Linked DNA regions of Homo sapiens: region 1 is linked to region 2. A link is a contact called in ENCODE Hi-C or POLR2A ChIA-PET data. All regions are on one chromosome and are shown on one strand. Each heading gives the region's core, a stretch centred on a gene start or an enhancer-like site at or near the end of the contact. The rest is flanking DNA. Distances are from core to core; before and after follow the strand shown. Region 1 overlaps AGPAT4 (1-acylglycerol-3-phosphate O-acyltransferase 4). Region 2 overlaps MAP3K4 (mitogen-activated protein kinase kinase kinase 4).

What was found. A loop is a pair of places that touch in the nucleus more often than their neighbours do. ChIA-PET counts read pairs that join two places held with the same protein, here RNA polymerase II (POLR2A). Pooled maps may share reads with other maps.
Region 1: a loop to region 2 is called in a pooled map, with 4 times the contacts of the local background. The contact joins two enhancer-like sites. A Hi-C loop is called at or near these places in 4 of 50 pooled maps. POLR2A ChIA-PET finds 5 or more read pairs at or near these places in 2 of 52 experiments (activated CD4-positive, alpha-beta T cell and activated CD4-positive, alpha-beta memory T cell).

The regions. Positions count from the first base shown.
Region 1 is chr6:161,223,698-161,230,592 of GRCh38, forward strand. All of the region lies in intron 2 of AGPAT4 (1-acylglycerol-3-phosphate O-acyltransferase 4), which reads right to left. Among named protein-coding and RNA genes, the nearest start is that of AGPAT4, 47 kb to the right of the region's middle. RefSeq lists a silencer at 2,684-2,989. Within about 2 kb of position 2,739, at least 7 of the 41 ENCODE cell types and tissues checked have a DNase peak (open chromatin) inside an H3K27ac peak, as active enhancers do.
Region 2 is chr6:161,077,904-161,084,887 of GRCh38, forward strand. It overlaps MAP3K4 (mitogen-activated protein kinase kinase kinase 4), which reads left to right. Exons shown (of 27, transcript NM_005922.4): 6 at 2,978-3,135; 7 at 6,598-6,714. Among named protein-coding and RNA genes, the nearest start is that of AGPAT4-IT1, 81 kb to the right of the region's middle. RefSeq lists an enhancer at 1,595-2,794. Within about 2 kb of position 2,873, at least 5 of the 41 ENCODE cell types and tissues checked have a DNase peak (open chromatin) inside an H3K27ac peak, as active enhancers do.

The DNA of each region.
Region 1 (6,895 bases), core at 1,489-3,988, 150 kb after region 2:
ACTTACTACACTGACCAGTTGGACACATGGCCTCACCTCCAGAGCTTGGCTCCTCAAATGCAGGGCAGGGCTGGGTTGTGCCAAAGTGAAAGGCTCTCCACTCAAAGACCTCCTGGCCCCAATCTCTGCTCCATCACTTCCTGTGTGACCCTGGGCAAGTCACTTAAACTCTCTGTGCCTAACTACTCAAAACAGTTCCTGGAACAGTAAGTGCTCAGTAAATACTAGCTGGCTAAAAGTTCATAGAATAAAAAGGCAGAATCAGGAAGTGTTGTTCCTCTTAGCCTGCACGGATCGTGATTCTTTTATTTTTCTCCCATCTATCATTCCAGTATCATGTAAATTCAGATACTTAAATTCTTTAACTTGATAAAGAATTTTAAGTGAGATCTAAATTAAAGCAATTTCTGGATTGCTTCTGCTACATTCCATTTGGCATGCTGACTTGCTAACCTGATATGGTCTTTTGTTGTTGCTTGTTTGTTTGTTTGTTGTCCTATACATAAAGCTTTACTAAGAGAGGAGAAAACAGAACAAGGTCCATTTGTGCCCAAACATGGGATGGATGGATGGTTCTGTCCTGTTAATGCTGATTAGTATAACATGTGGCAAGTAGAACCGTTTTGTAAGAGATTATGATAAGATCTTTAGAAAACCAGACTGCAGCCAGATGTGGTGGCTCACTCCTGTAATCCCAGCACTTTGGGAGGTCGAGGTGGGAGGATCACTTGAGGTCAGGAGTTCAAGACCAGCCTGGGCAACATGGTGAAACCCCATCTACTAAAAATATAAAAATTAGCTGGGCACGGTGGCACCTGTCTGTAATCCCAGCTACTCGGGAGGCTGAGGCAGGAGAATCATCTGAGCCTGGGAGGCAGAGGCTGCAGTGAACCGAGATTGGCCACTGCACTCCAGCCTGGGTGACAGAGCAAGACTCCTTCTCAAAAAAAAAAAAAAAAAAAAGAAAGAAAACCAGACTGCAAGCTCTCTGAGGGCAGGACAGTAGCTGCCTTTGCTTCCCACTATTTCCCAAGTACCAAACGCAATGCCTGACACATATTAGGTGCTGAATACTTCTTGAATAAATCAGAAAATGACTTAGATGTAAAAGTAACATCTTTGTTGCTTGATTCAACATAGCTTACTCATTTCATTGGTCCAGTTATAGATTCTGTTAGATATGAGTTCTAAATTTCTTTTCAAAGAATCAATATGTCAGTATGTTCAATTCTTTGCCTTCTACTTTTAATCTTAACTTCCTCGTAAAGCAACCTGTTTCGATTACCTGCTCCACCCTGACTCATTCCAATTACGTGCTTCACCCTGACTCCTTCCAACTACCTGCTCCACCCTGACTCATTCCGATTACCTGCTTCACCCTGACTCATTCGGATTATTACCTGCTCTACCCAGACTCATTCGGATTACCTGCTCCACCCTGACTCCTTCCGATGACCTGCTCCACCCTGACTCATTCCAATTACCTACTCTACCCTGACTCATTCTGATTCCGTCCCCTGTCATAACCATTTTTCCCGCCAAACCACTCACCCCGTCACTCTCTTTAAATTAGCCAATCAGAATTAGTTTAACCTGTGCAGTCTAACCCTAGCCAATAGGGGAAGGACACAGCAGCAGGGGCCATGGGCTTCAGGGATAAGAACCCCTTCCCCTCTCTTGTCCAAGTGTGCACTCACCATTGCTCCATCTGTAAGGGTGCACCCTTCTATAGAAGTAACTTGCCTTGCTGAGAATTAAAAAGAAAATTTTATATTCGAGTGCTATTTCTTTTGCAGCACCGAAACTTTATTTATAACAATTCCCTGTCACTTCCTGAGGTCTCCCAGGAGATACACCCCTTAGAACTAGAAAAGAAAAGAAGGAAGGTTGCTTTTCGTCAGTTTCTGGAAGCAACCCCGCTAGCCCATCACTGGTGGAAGCAGAGGGATCTCGTGATGTGGAGCCGTCAGGGTGTGTGACTCCAGGTGAAGTCAGGCAGTGTTTGCTTGTTTCAGCTGTGCAGCGTGGACACACTTCAGAAGTAAAAGGTACCCGCAGGTGACAGAGGAAAAAGAGGAAAAGGTTGTCCCAACAGATAAACTCGTGGGCCGCTTGCTCAGTCCAGGAGGCAGGGCTTTGCCTTTGGGTTAGAATCTTAGAGCCACAGGCAGAAGGAGGCCTAGGCGGGTCTGAGAGGCTTTAAATTCCCTTCATCATGGGTCACGGGTCTTTTAAATTCCTTTCCATCCGACTTGACTCGCCAAAGCCACTGTTGTTCAGCTACTCTGAAGGGAGAGATGATCAGTTTTAGGATCATGTCCACCTACAGCCGGTTACTGAACCCTCTTCTGGGAAGGCGATCACCATCTGGGAACTGATAAGGATGACTCTTTGGACCTTCAAAGAGGGGACCCAAATTTGAGGCTGTGTCCTCCCAGCAGAGGTAGCCAGTAGGTCCTGCCCAACTCCACATTTTGACAGGCTCAAAGGCAGTGATATGAAGGGTTAGGACAGGGGCCACTCAGGGACACTCCCTTTCTGACATCTTGGAGCTGAGTAACTACCTATCAGGACAAGTGAAGGAGTCAAAACCTGTTTGGAACTCAAAGAGTGAAAACTCCTGCTTAGATTGAATTGAAATGAGAAAAAGCAGCCCTGTCATTAATCAGGCAGGGAGGAGAAGCATAGAGGAAGCCGGCTGCAGAGTTAGCAGAACAAACTGCTTCTCTCAAGGTCATGCAGGGGTTGGAAAAGCCACAGCGACACTCTCTTTGGGGGATCAACAGCTTTCTTATCGAGAACACCACAGACTTCCCTTGTATTTTCATTTGTGGGGTAGGGGGTGGCCCACACCCAGTTGTTGCCTGGTCAAGTTGACAAACATCAGGAAGCTGCCGCCCTCCATCTTCTCTCACTTCTCAGAGAGTCAGAAAGGCAGCCAGGCAGGGCTGGAGAGCTAGGTTCACTTTGTATAAAATTTTAACACATAGAATGAAAGCAGATGATAGCACATTGATGTGGCCAGGATTCCCCACAGAGAGGTTACCATAGAGGAGGCTCCTGAGAGGCCACCTTGCCTTCCCTGTGCTGCCGGGCAGGAGGGTCTGCAGGCAGAAGGAGTTTCCCCAGCCCAGCAATGACAGCAAAATGAAAGTGCTGGCCCAGCACCCACAGCATCATCCTGAGGCCATCAGAATGACAGCTGACCTCCCTCGGGGGAGCTCCTAGGCAAAGCAGGGAAGAAGAAGGAAGAAGGAATAGAAGAAGGAAAGATTGTTTTGTTTTACAGTTTGAAAATACAATGTGCAAAAAGTACTTTATGCATAAGGAGGGGGAAATTCAAATTCAGGCCTCACCTAGCAGGTCAGCTAGCAGTCACACACCTGGAGACAGTTTCCAGTGCTGGCAGAAAAGTGAATCAGTCTGCTAGTGTCTGGGATTAGAATGGCATACACAGGAAAGCCCACAAAATCAGCAGGTCGTATACCTTTCAGGGTGGAGATTCAGAAACACCGGCCTCTAGTAGGTCTCCTTTTATGACTCATGTGCCAAAGACTGCTCTGTCCCACTAGGTTGTCTTGTTAGGTTTTCAGACCTACCTGGTGACACCTTGGTCAATAAGCACATGAACAGATTCAAAATTGAGGCACCCTTACCCAGAGGAGGTGCTAAAGCACAAGCCCCCAACCCAGATGGAAGACCTGACTGCCTTTTTGCCCCAAGGCTCGGCTGGGTGGAATATCTGCTTCCTCTCGGGAAAGTAGAGTTGAGGACTCCCATTCTCCGTGGTCGTTAATTTCAGACAGGTTCTAGTAATCACATGACTTGCTCTGCAGTTTCTCCAGCAACTCGGAGCTCCCAACCCTCTTGCACGCACAGCCCTTGCTGCCGCTGTTCCTGACCTGTTACCAGGCCCTGATCCCATCTTCCAGATAGGAGCAGACCAACTTCTGCCAGGCCTCCTGGCCACTGCCAAATCCCTTCTCGAGTAGCAAATCTGAAGTGACTTACACATCCTGAAGTATGTTACAAATGTTTATTATTATTCCAGCGAGAAACAGATATCATTTTCACCACTACACGCAGTAGTGTTGTAAGAGGCAATATAGAGCTCACTCTCCTTTTTTGAGCGTTACACAAATACAGCGGCAAACACTCATCAAGTGTGGGATGCGGTGGGGGTGGTGAAAGGAAGTAACAACTTCCCAAGAGGAAAATAAAAAATTCTAAACCCTTTATTAGAAAACTATTGGAATCTTGGTCAACTCTATTCCATCCCCTTTACTTCAAATGTAGCTGAGTGTGTTGAAGTTACCTGTCCAAGTGATGAACCAATGGGAAGAAAGATCAAGACACCCTCGCCACCACCGGTCCCCCTGACTCTTCCTCCTCCCCTGGACACAAATTCCAATTTCAATCCTAAATTTGATGTGCTTTAAGGAATTTCTAAAGCACTTTCAGACGGAGTATCTCATTCTGCATTATGAAGCAACCATTGTAATTGGCCCTGTTATTTGGACTCAGAGAGTTTCTGTGGCTCGCCAAAGGTGACGCAGCCTGTAGCAGGGGAGGCAGGATGTGTAATTTTGCAGGCTGGTGCTCCAAATTCTCACTCCCTTCTTGCCACCATGTGGCCTTCCCCATTCAAGGAAGATGTGTAGCTGTGCATCCAACAGCCGTTTAAAACCATAAGCATCACAGTCCAGGAATATTCAGTGGCAGGCTCCAGCTCATAGAGCCTGTTCACAGCAACACTGAATTTGGACGCAGGGCGCCAGGGCTGGGGGTGTGGGGTGGTGGTGTCCACTGTGTTTCATTTCATTTTACTGGCCCTTTCCAGGACAATTAGGTCACTGGCAATCCTTCCCACCCCCTGCCTTTTTTTTTTTTTTTTTTTAACCCTGACATTAATAGATTCTCCTAATCTTTCTGTTTTGTTTTGAAACCCACAATGTCAGAGAGGTAAAAAAAAAAAAAAAAGCCAGTCTTGGCCACCTTTCCCTAGAGATTAAATGGCATATCCTGCTTAGTGGAAAGGCAATGAAATTCTACCCTTCACCCCACTTCTTCCAACTTTCTTCCTTCTTTTTACCTAACGAAGCCGGCTCCATCCTCCCTTCCTCCTTCAGCATGCCAAGCCAGCCTGACTTGGCCTTTCCTGCCTACAAATCTAGGCAAAAATAAGACAAAGCAACCCTCTAAAAATCATCCATCGAGATTACATTACTTTCAAGTTGTTATTTATGAGGTTGGTTGCTGCCACTAGAATAAAATTCTCTGCTCAGTGTCTCGGTGTGTCCTGCTGTTAGCCAAGCTGTCTTTACTGCTTGTTTTGTCTCTATTTGTCTTTTGTATCAGCATGGCCTTTTGCATGAGAGCTTTACCACGCCAGGGCTGGTAACTGCTTTGAACTTACTTGGTAACACACCAAGCTCTTAACAAATATTTAATGAGAAAAGAGACAAAGCCATAGCTCTGCTAGAGGAAAGCGAACACAGAGATGGAAGGGCTCCGTGTCTCAAGGAAACATTTTTTTCTGCCGTTTCCTTAGAAAATCAGCTGCAAATCATGAATGCTGATGACTGTCTAAGCTCAGAGTGACTCATACACCAGAAGACACAATTAAAGCCATGAACAGTTTCTATCTTAACTCAGAGGGAAGCAGAGGAGAGTTACAGCATAGACGCTGCAGAGTCATCTGCTAGTTAAGCTGCTGAATTCCCCACAAACTGTCTCCTCCTCTGGCTGATCAGTGGCCCAGCAAGGCTTCCTAAACACTCTTTTTACATGGCCTTGGTTACTGTGAAATAATTGACAGAGGAAGTCTGTCAATTATTTAGAGCAAGGAAAAGGAACCAGGAAAAGCGAACAGCCCTGCTAACACCTATGGGGATACCAGAAACGGAGAATCCTGGCGAGGATTCTCTCAAACCTGGGGATAGTTTGCACTGGCTTATCACCATGAGGTGCCCACGAGCCACCCAGGATCATCACCCTCCCTTTCTACTGTATTCTCTTTTTCCAGTAGCCAGGACTCCTCCTCTAGAGGGAGGAATCTTCCCTTCCCGCTTCGGATTGTTTAAAAATGCTTCCACTATCGCTTGGCCCAAAGCCCTAGGAAGCCTTCCTCCGGGGACATAGGCAAAGGTCATTGCTGGGGTGCATCTGGATGGAGGTGCTTCCTCTGGGGAAGAAGGCACAGAGCATCACTGGGTATACCTGGATGGAGGTGCTTCTAGGTCCTTCAGTGACATTAGACTACCTACCCTTCATTGCACCCGGCATTGAGATGCCAGTTGTCTTAGATGGTTAATTCTTGAGTTTCATTTGGAGTTTGTTCTAAATAATTTAATTAATTTGTGATGGATAAAAATCTGCCTTGCTTTCTGAATTTGTTGCCCATCTTAATTTCCACCAGAAACAAATACACTAATGCATCCTGAGAAAAATATCTCCACAATCCTGCCATAAACTTAGCAAGTCTTTACCATCAATCAAAAAAAAATATAGTACTCTTGTGGACTCTGATTCCAAATCCTGTTTCTTATTTCTTAACTCCAAATGAGAAATCCAATTCGTAACCATCCACTTGAAATTTGGGTAGGGGTTATGACAGTAGAAACATACAGGATTTCACACTGCAAACTAACAGATTTTGGAATCTCCATAGGTGTATGCAAGTCACATAAATGCAGGTTTCAATGAAAAAGCGTAATCAGTATTGCTTTGTTAAATTTAAATTCTGCTTAAATAGAGACCAACTGCTAGAGGGTAAAAAGACATTTAAAATTATAAACATCTTTTAAATCTCAGTCAACTGTCTCCTTTCCCTTGATTACACAAACTTATCTCTCTTCAAACAGCTACAGTTCCTGTCCAAATCATCTCCTACTGT
Region 2 (6,984 bases), core at 1,623-4,122:
AGAAAAGGGTGAGGTTCCTCAGACTTCTGGAGGAGATGGGTCTCAAACTCAAAGCACAAGCTTTGGGATTAGGAGGAACAGTAGTTCCTCTGCTATAAAGAAGGGAGGAAGAGAGGATGTAACCCTGTAGGTTTGCATGTTTGGGACCAGGAAGATTTTATACCAAATGACTTCTATTTTTGTGTGGAGAGGTAGAGATCATCTGCTGAGAATGGGTGGTGGTGGGTATTGGCAGTTGGAGGAAAATGGGGAAGTTTCAAACTGGTGGCTCTAGACAGAAGGAAAGTGAGCTAAGTAGAGATAGAAATATGACTCCCAGAAATGTTATGTGGCTGGTGATTATGACTAGTCCCCCCAGCTCCTTGAGTGTGGGCAGGGGGAATGGGATGGTTAGGCTTAAGCCAGCTTTGGGGTCTTGACCAACAGGTGAGATGAAAAGACAGTAAGGGGCTGCAGGGTGCAGGCAGCAGCGGGGACGCCAGCATGCTGATAGCAGTGCAGTTGAAAGGATAAGCCCATGGGATCTGAACTGAAGCCAGAGGAAAGCGAACAAAGGAGGGGGTTGTGAGTTGCAGAAAGATGAGCAGTCAGTGGACTGGGTTCCAGACAGGGCTAAAACAAGTTGCAGTGGTAGTGGTTGAACAAATCTCCTGGAAGGAGGAGAGGGGGCTTTATTATCAGGTGTTTGAACTGGTGATTTGGGGGTTGGAGCAGTTCTGGCAATGACAAGATCCAAGGTGGAACCCCATCAAAAGTGGAGAAAGGGCCACTGGAGATGGAGGCAGTCAGGAAGCTGGACTGAAGAAGTGTTCGGTGGGTTTTCCGCATGATGCTAAGCCACGGCAGGGTGGCCGAGCCCGAGATGGAGGAAAGACTGTTAGATGAAGGCCGATTAGAAGTCCATAGGTGACAGTCTGAAGAGGGGGCCAGTGGTGTGGCTGATGACGTAAATCTTAAAGGGGTAGGGTCTTTTGTTTTGCTTTCTAAAGAAGAATATATACAAATTATGGTTTAAAAGGAGCAGTTGGAGCCGGGTGCGGTGGCTCTCGACTGTAATCCCAACACTTTGGGAGGCCGAGGCTGGTGGATCACCTGATGTCAGGAGTTCGAGACCAGCCTGGCCAACATGGCAAAACCCCGTCTCTACTAAAAATACAAAAATCAGCTGGGCATGGTGGTGTACACATGTAGTCCCAGCTACTTAGGAGGCTGAGGCAGGAGAATCACTTGAACCTGGGAGGCAGTGGTTGCAGTAAGCCAAGATCATGCCATTGCACTCCAACCTGGGAAACAGAGCAGGACCCTGTCTCAAGAAAAAAAAAAAAAAAAAAGCAGTGGGAACAGGAGGAAGCTGACTTTGCAGCCTTTGAGTGCATAGAAAGACAGAGAGTTGGCCGGACGCAGTGGTTCACGCCTGTAATCCCAGCACTTTGGGAGGCCAAGGTGGACAGATTGCCTGAGGTCAGGAGTTTGAGACCAGCCTGACCAACATGGAGAAACCCCGTCTCGGCTAAAAATACGAAATTAGCCAGTTGTGGTGGCGCATGCCTGTAATCCCAGCTACTCAGGAGGCTGAGGCAGGAGAATCGCTTGAACCCGGGAGGCAGAGGTTGCGGTGAGCCGAGATCGTGCCATTGCACTCCAGCCTGGGCAGCAAGAGGAAACTCCATCTCAAAAAAAGAAAGAAAAAGAAAAAGACAGATAGTTGCCCCTTGGGGGCCGCAAGGAAGAAGCTGTCCTCAGGAAGGAAAAACACGGAGATGGGGGAGCTCACCAAGAAGTGAAAGGGCGGTTCTGAGCCTCGTGTTGAGGACTGTAGACCCATGAATTGCAGATTCTGCACACACAACTCTAGTCATAACAGACCCAGAACTTCAGAGTCACACCACACACCTGGAGGATGGAGGACTCAGACACAGTGAACGATACAGCAGAAGACAGTTGTCTTGAGATAAAGAATAGACTTCAGATTTGCCTACTGAAAGTTATTACTAGATCTCAGAAAAATATCTTTCCCAACAATGAAGTCTGAGATGTAGCCTGGTGAAAACACTGAAACCTAGGATAGAGAAAGGAATCCTGTAAACATCTGAGTGTGGACACCCGAGTGTAGTCACCTTCAGGATGTGGGAGAGCAGTGGTGGGTGGGCGCTCAGGTTGGCGACAGACTGCTTCACGCTGAGTCACACTCGGGGTTGGAAGGGAGTGGAGTGATGTCTGAAAAGTTCCGAGAGAGAATGTGTGACTCAAATATCTCCTACCCCGTCAAGCTATTCTTTTAAGTAAAGGAGTCCATAGACAGGGTTGTTCTAGAAGGTGGCCATTGCAAACCTGTTGAGAAAAACTGCTTGATAGTTGAACCCTGCTGACCACGGGATAAATCTAAAGGAGGATTTAAGAACGGGAAAGCTGTTGTAATAGGACTTGTGGTGGGCATAAATCCCACTTCAGAACAACTGGATATTTTGGTTTTAGATCATCATTTATATGTTGCAAGCCTTGAAAACATTTTATCACGCAAATCCGGATGTTAGGAAGGGGTGGTGCGAAGAAGGGTGTTGACGTCCTCCTCTCTGCACATAAGGCACCATTTCAAGCTAAAGTAGGTCATTAAGTGAAGATCCTAACCTCTTAAAGGAATAATGTTGACAGTACATTCATAATGAAAAGTTCTGGGTACTGTTCTTTTGATTTTTTCCCCTTTATTGTAGATTGTGAACATTTTTGTTGTTAGGATTTTGAAGGGGTTGTCAATAATATGTTAAATTGCTGGGGAGTTAGTTTTGTGATTTTTTAAAAAATCCTCATTTAGACCTCAGCTAACAGTGGTGAGAACCTTGCTTCTGTCGGTGCTGCGTGCCTGTGACAGCCCCCGGCCCGCCCCCACTTTACCCTGCTGATGTGTAGCTTTCAGGTGAGAGCGCTGAGTTGCCAAGTTCTACTTTCAAATGTCTCCCTTTACTTTTTGTGTTTTAAGGTGTATTTTGATTACATGAGAAGCTGGATCCAAATGCTACAGCAATTACCTCAAGCATCGCATAGTTTAAAAAATCTGTTAGAAGAAGAATGGAATTTCACCAAAGAAATAACTCATTACATACGGGGAGGAGAAGCACAGGCCGGGAAGCTTTTCTGGTAGGAATCCTTGTGCTTCTGAACGCGACGCTCCCACCTTCTCACTCTCACACCATTTACTCACTGATTCTCTCCTATGTGTTTGTATGTTTAGTTACATGAAAATTGCAGTTATCCATATCTCATATGTGCACCCTCTTCCAAGTTTTGAGTGGTGTTTCTCAGTCAGGGGTGATTTTTTCCCCTTGGGGACATTGGGCAGTATCTGGAGACACTTGATGGTCATGACTGGGAAGATGCTCCTGGCAGCGAGTGGGCGGGGGGAGGGAGGCTGCCGCACATTCACGGCACACAGAACAGCCCCACAACAGAATTATCCACTCAGATGTCAGCTTTGAACTTGAGAACTTCTGCCCTAGAATAAACTCTTTTTCCCCCTAATAAAAGGAAGGAGATTGTAAGTCCTTCAAGAGTAGAATATACCCGCGTATATCAGTCTTGGTGGGGACATGCAGAACTTAAGAAGTATTTTAAGCATTTTTACTGCCACTGTTTGGGGAATGTAGTGCTCATCACAGACTCTCTTTATGAATTGGGTGTATATAGGGTGAAGGAATAGAAGTGTAAACAAGGGGGAATCATGAAGAGAGCAGTGCAGAGTCGCAGGGCTGGTCTGTCAGTTCTAGGAAATGAACATCTTGCATGCAAGCTTGGGATCGCTGGGCACAGGCCGCGTCTCCGTGGTCTTTGCTGGTGGCCACTGCACCTCGGACTTGCTTTGGCTCAGATGAGGATCAGTGTCCTTCTGTGCTTTAGATTCTGCTGCTGTCTTTTGGCACCACCTTCTCCCACTTGTCTCATCAGGCATTTTATTTTTTCTGTATCCCTTTTATAAAGTCTCATTCATAAGAGCATGCCTATTCTAGTCCTAGACCCCATTGCATTTTGTCTCTTGTATTAGAGCAGCAGCTTCTGCTGCCTACCCTGTCTCCTGGTCCCGTCAGCGTGACTTCTGCAGGACTCTAGCTTTAGCTTTGTTCTTGACTCTGCCGATTTCTCCTATGTTCAGTCTCGGAATCTCGTATCCACTTCTCTGTTCTAATGGCCAGTTCTTTTTACATCCTCTCTCTTTATTTGGAGTGGACAGTGAACTTGCTCTCCTCTCATAACTCCATCCGTCAGGCTGTGATCCCCAGGCTGTCTTTGCTTGTCTGTTCAGCTTGGTGCCCATAGTCAGCCTTTTTAAAAAAGGCATTCATTGTCATTTGCAACATGTCTCCCCCCTTACTTTTCCATGATTCTGCTTTGCCTAATTCCTTCTGTTTGCATTTTCTGTTTCCAACCTGTCAAGCTTTGTTGAAGAAATGTTTTTAAAGGTTACTCTTTAGTTTCACTACAAATTCATGTTGTTTAGTGTCACTGTACCCTCACTTCCTCTTGTCAGTCTTTGTGTTTCTATCTTTTGCTTGTCCTTCAAATTCCCTAGAGTGCAGTCTCTGGCCTTTGCTTTCATGATCCTCGCCCTGAGAAGCTCCAGGGCTTTTTCATTCCCCCTTCTTGTGAACAGTCCACTTTTATTCTAGTTCTGGACTCCACTGCATTTTATCTGTTGTATTAGAGCAGCAGCTCCGGCTTCAAACACTGTTTCTCCCAGGGTCAGTCGGTGTTGGAATCAGCGCTGACTCCTTTGTTTCCTGCACACACTACCTCGACTCTTTTTGGGTGCCCTTTGAGGGTATATCCAGAATCTGACCTCTGCCTCTCAAGCACTCCACACTTCCACTCTTCCCAGGTTGTCATTTCTCACGTATGTTATTGCAGTAGCTCTCTAAACAGTCTCCCTACTTCTGCCTGAAGCCTCCTAGAGTTTATTCTCAACACCACAGCCTGAATGGTCTGGTTAAAGTGTATGTCAGACCATTGTCTTCTCTCAATTTCCCAGTGGCTCCCCATCTTACTCAGGAAACGTAAGACTGCCTAACAATGGCCCGCAAGGCCTGACATGGTCCTATTTCTCATTACGTCTTTGTCCTCCTTCTAGACCCTCCTGTCCTGTGCTCGCTTCCCAGCCACAGTGGCTTCCTCACTGTCTCGGGCCAGGCATGTTCCAGCCTTAGGCCCTTTTCACCAGCTGGCCCCTCTGCATGGAGTGCTCTTCCTCCCAGTTATTTTCATGACTTGTTTCCCCACTTCCTTCAGGTCTTTATCCAGATGTTACCTTCTCGGTATATTTAAGATGGAAATTCCTACCCACAACTCCTTAGCTTTTTTCTCTGTTCCTTTTCTCCATAGCACTTACCAATAACCTGAAATACATTTCACATTTTTGTTTTATTTATTGTGTTTCTCCATCCACTGGAGGGCTTTTACTGGTTTTGTTTGCTGCTGCTTAGTACGTAATAGGCACTCAATATTTGTTGAATAAGTACATTCTAGTATTTTTGTATAATGTTCTTTAAAAGCATTGTTTCCAATCAGACCCCTTTCCCAATCAGATATTTTAAAATTTACTCTCTTTGCTTATCAAACGCCAAACTAATGAGCATGACATCCATTGCCCTCCACAGCATGGCCGCAGGACTTTCCCCTGTCCCTTTGTAGCCTAAATACCCACTACTCTTCAGATTGGATGATTTTCTTTTTTCATGAACATGCTTGCTTGACTACATCTTCATGCTTTTTAATCATATTTATTGTTCTTCCTGGACTTTCCTTCCGCCTTTTCCATTTTCTTCCTCGCAGATTTTCCTTTTCCCAGTATTAGTCCACCTGTTAAAATTCTGCATTTGCCTGCAAGGCCCATTGCAGGGCTTTCTGGACATGAAGCCATGCCTTCAATGGGTCTGAAACTGTGCCTTCGGGGTTGGTCTTTCTCCTCCTCCGACAAGCCTAGCACTTACCTCCTGCTGCATCTGATATTAGTTCTGTGCTTACCTGCTCTCTGTTACTAGATCCTAAGTTTTTTTCCTTGAACATCCTAAGTCAGTAAACTGTGGTTGAATTTTACTTCACTCATTTAGATTCATTTTATATACTGGGGTGTACATTTTAACACTAGTATTTAGAATTGTGTACTCAATGAGAAGGATCAGCCAGATAGAGTGTTTCATGTTTATTGACTATACAAAGCTAATTGTGGGGGAAATTTGTAAAAACAGTTGAATTTAAGGAATTCCCTTTCCCTCTTATCCTATCATTTAGTTTGAGGCCATTTTATGGAAAATTTCCATTTAGATGGAAATAACATTTGTGTACTAATTCCATAGCTACTATGAATACAGTTTAAGATTTTAAGGTTTATATTGAGATACTGTGGTAGTAGAACAAAGGTAGGTACATGTCATAATCCAGATTCCTATTTTTCCACGTCCAGGGTTTTATATTAAAAGAAGAGAAATTTTTCATTTTTGATTTTTAAACCATTAGAGCAGTAGCTGAGCCTTTCAAGTTTCTCAGTCAAGAATTAGGCTATGAGTAGGGACAGTTTTCTTCTCTGTTTTATTTTTATTTTTGTTCCCTTAGTGACATTGCAGGAATGCTGCTGAAATCTACAGGAAGTTTTTTAGAATTTGGCTTACAGGAGAGCTGTGCTGAATTTTGGACTAGTGCGGATGACAGCAGTGCTTCCGACGAAATCAGGTTGGAGTTGTGCTTCCTTTCCCCTTCCACTTCTTATCTCGTAGTTTCCTTCCTCATGGTGAGATCCTAGAAGGAGCCTTGTTCAAACCAAATTGTGTTGGCCTGGAAGAATTTGGGCAGTAGATGTAAAGGGATTTATTTATAACTGCCTTGTCTTTTCATGTGATTTCTTAGTTATGGTTTTATGTGAAATTTTCTTTGAAGGGGAACTTAGAATTTATTTAGTGTGATAAAAATAGTGCCAACTGGCTGGGCGCGGTGGCTCACGCC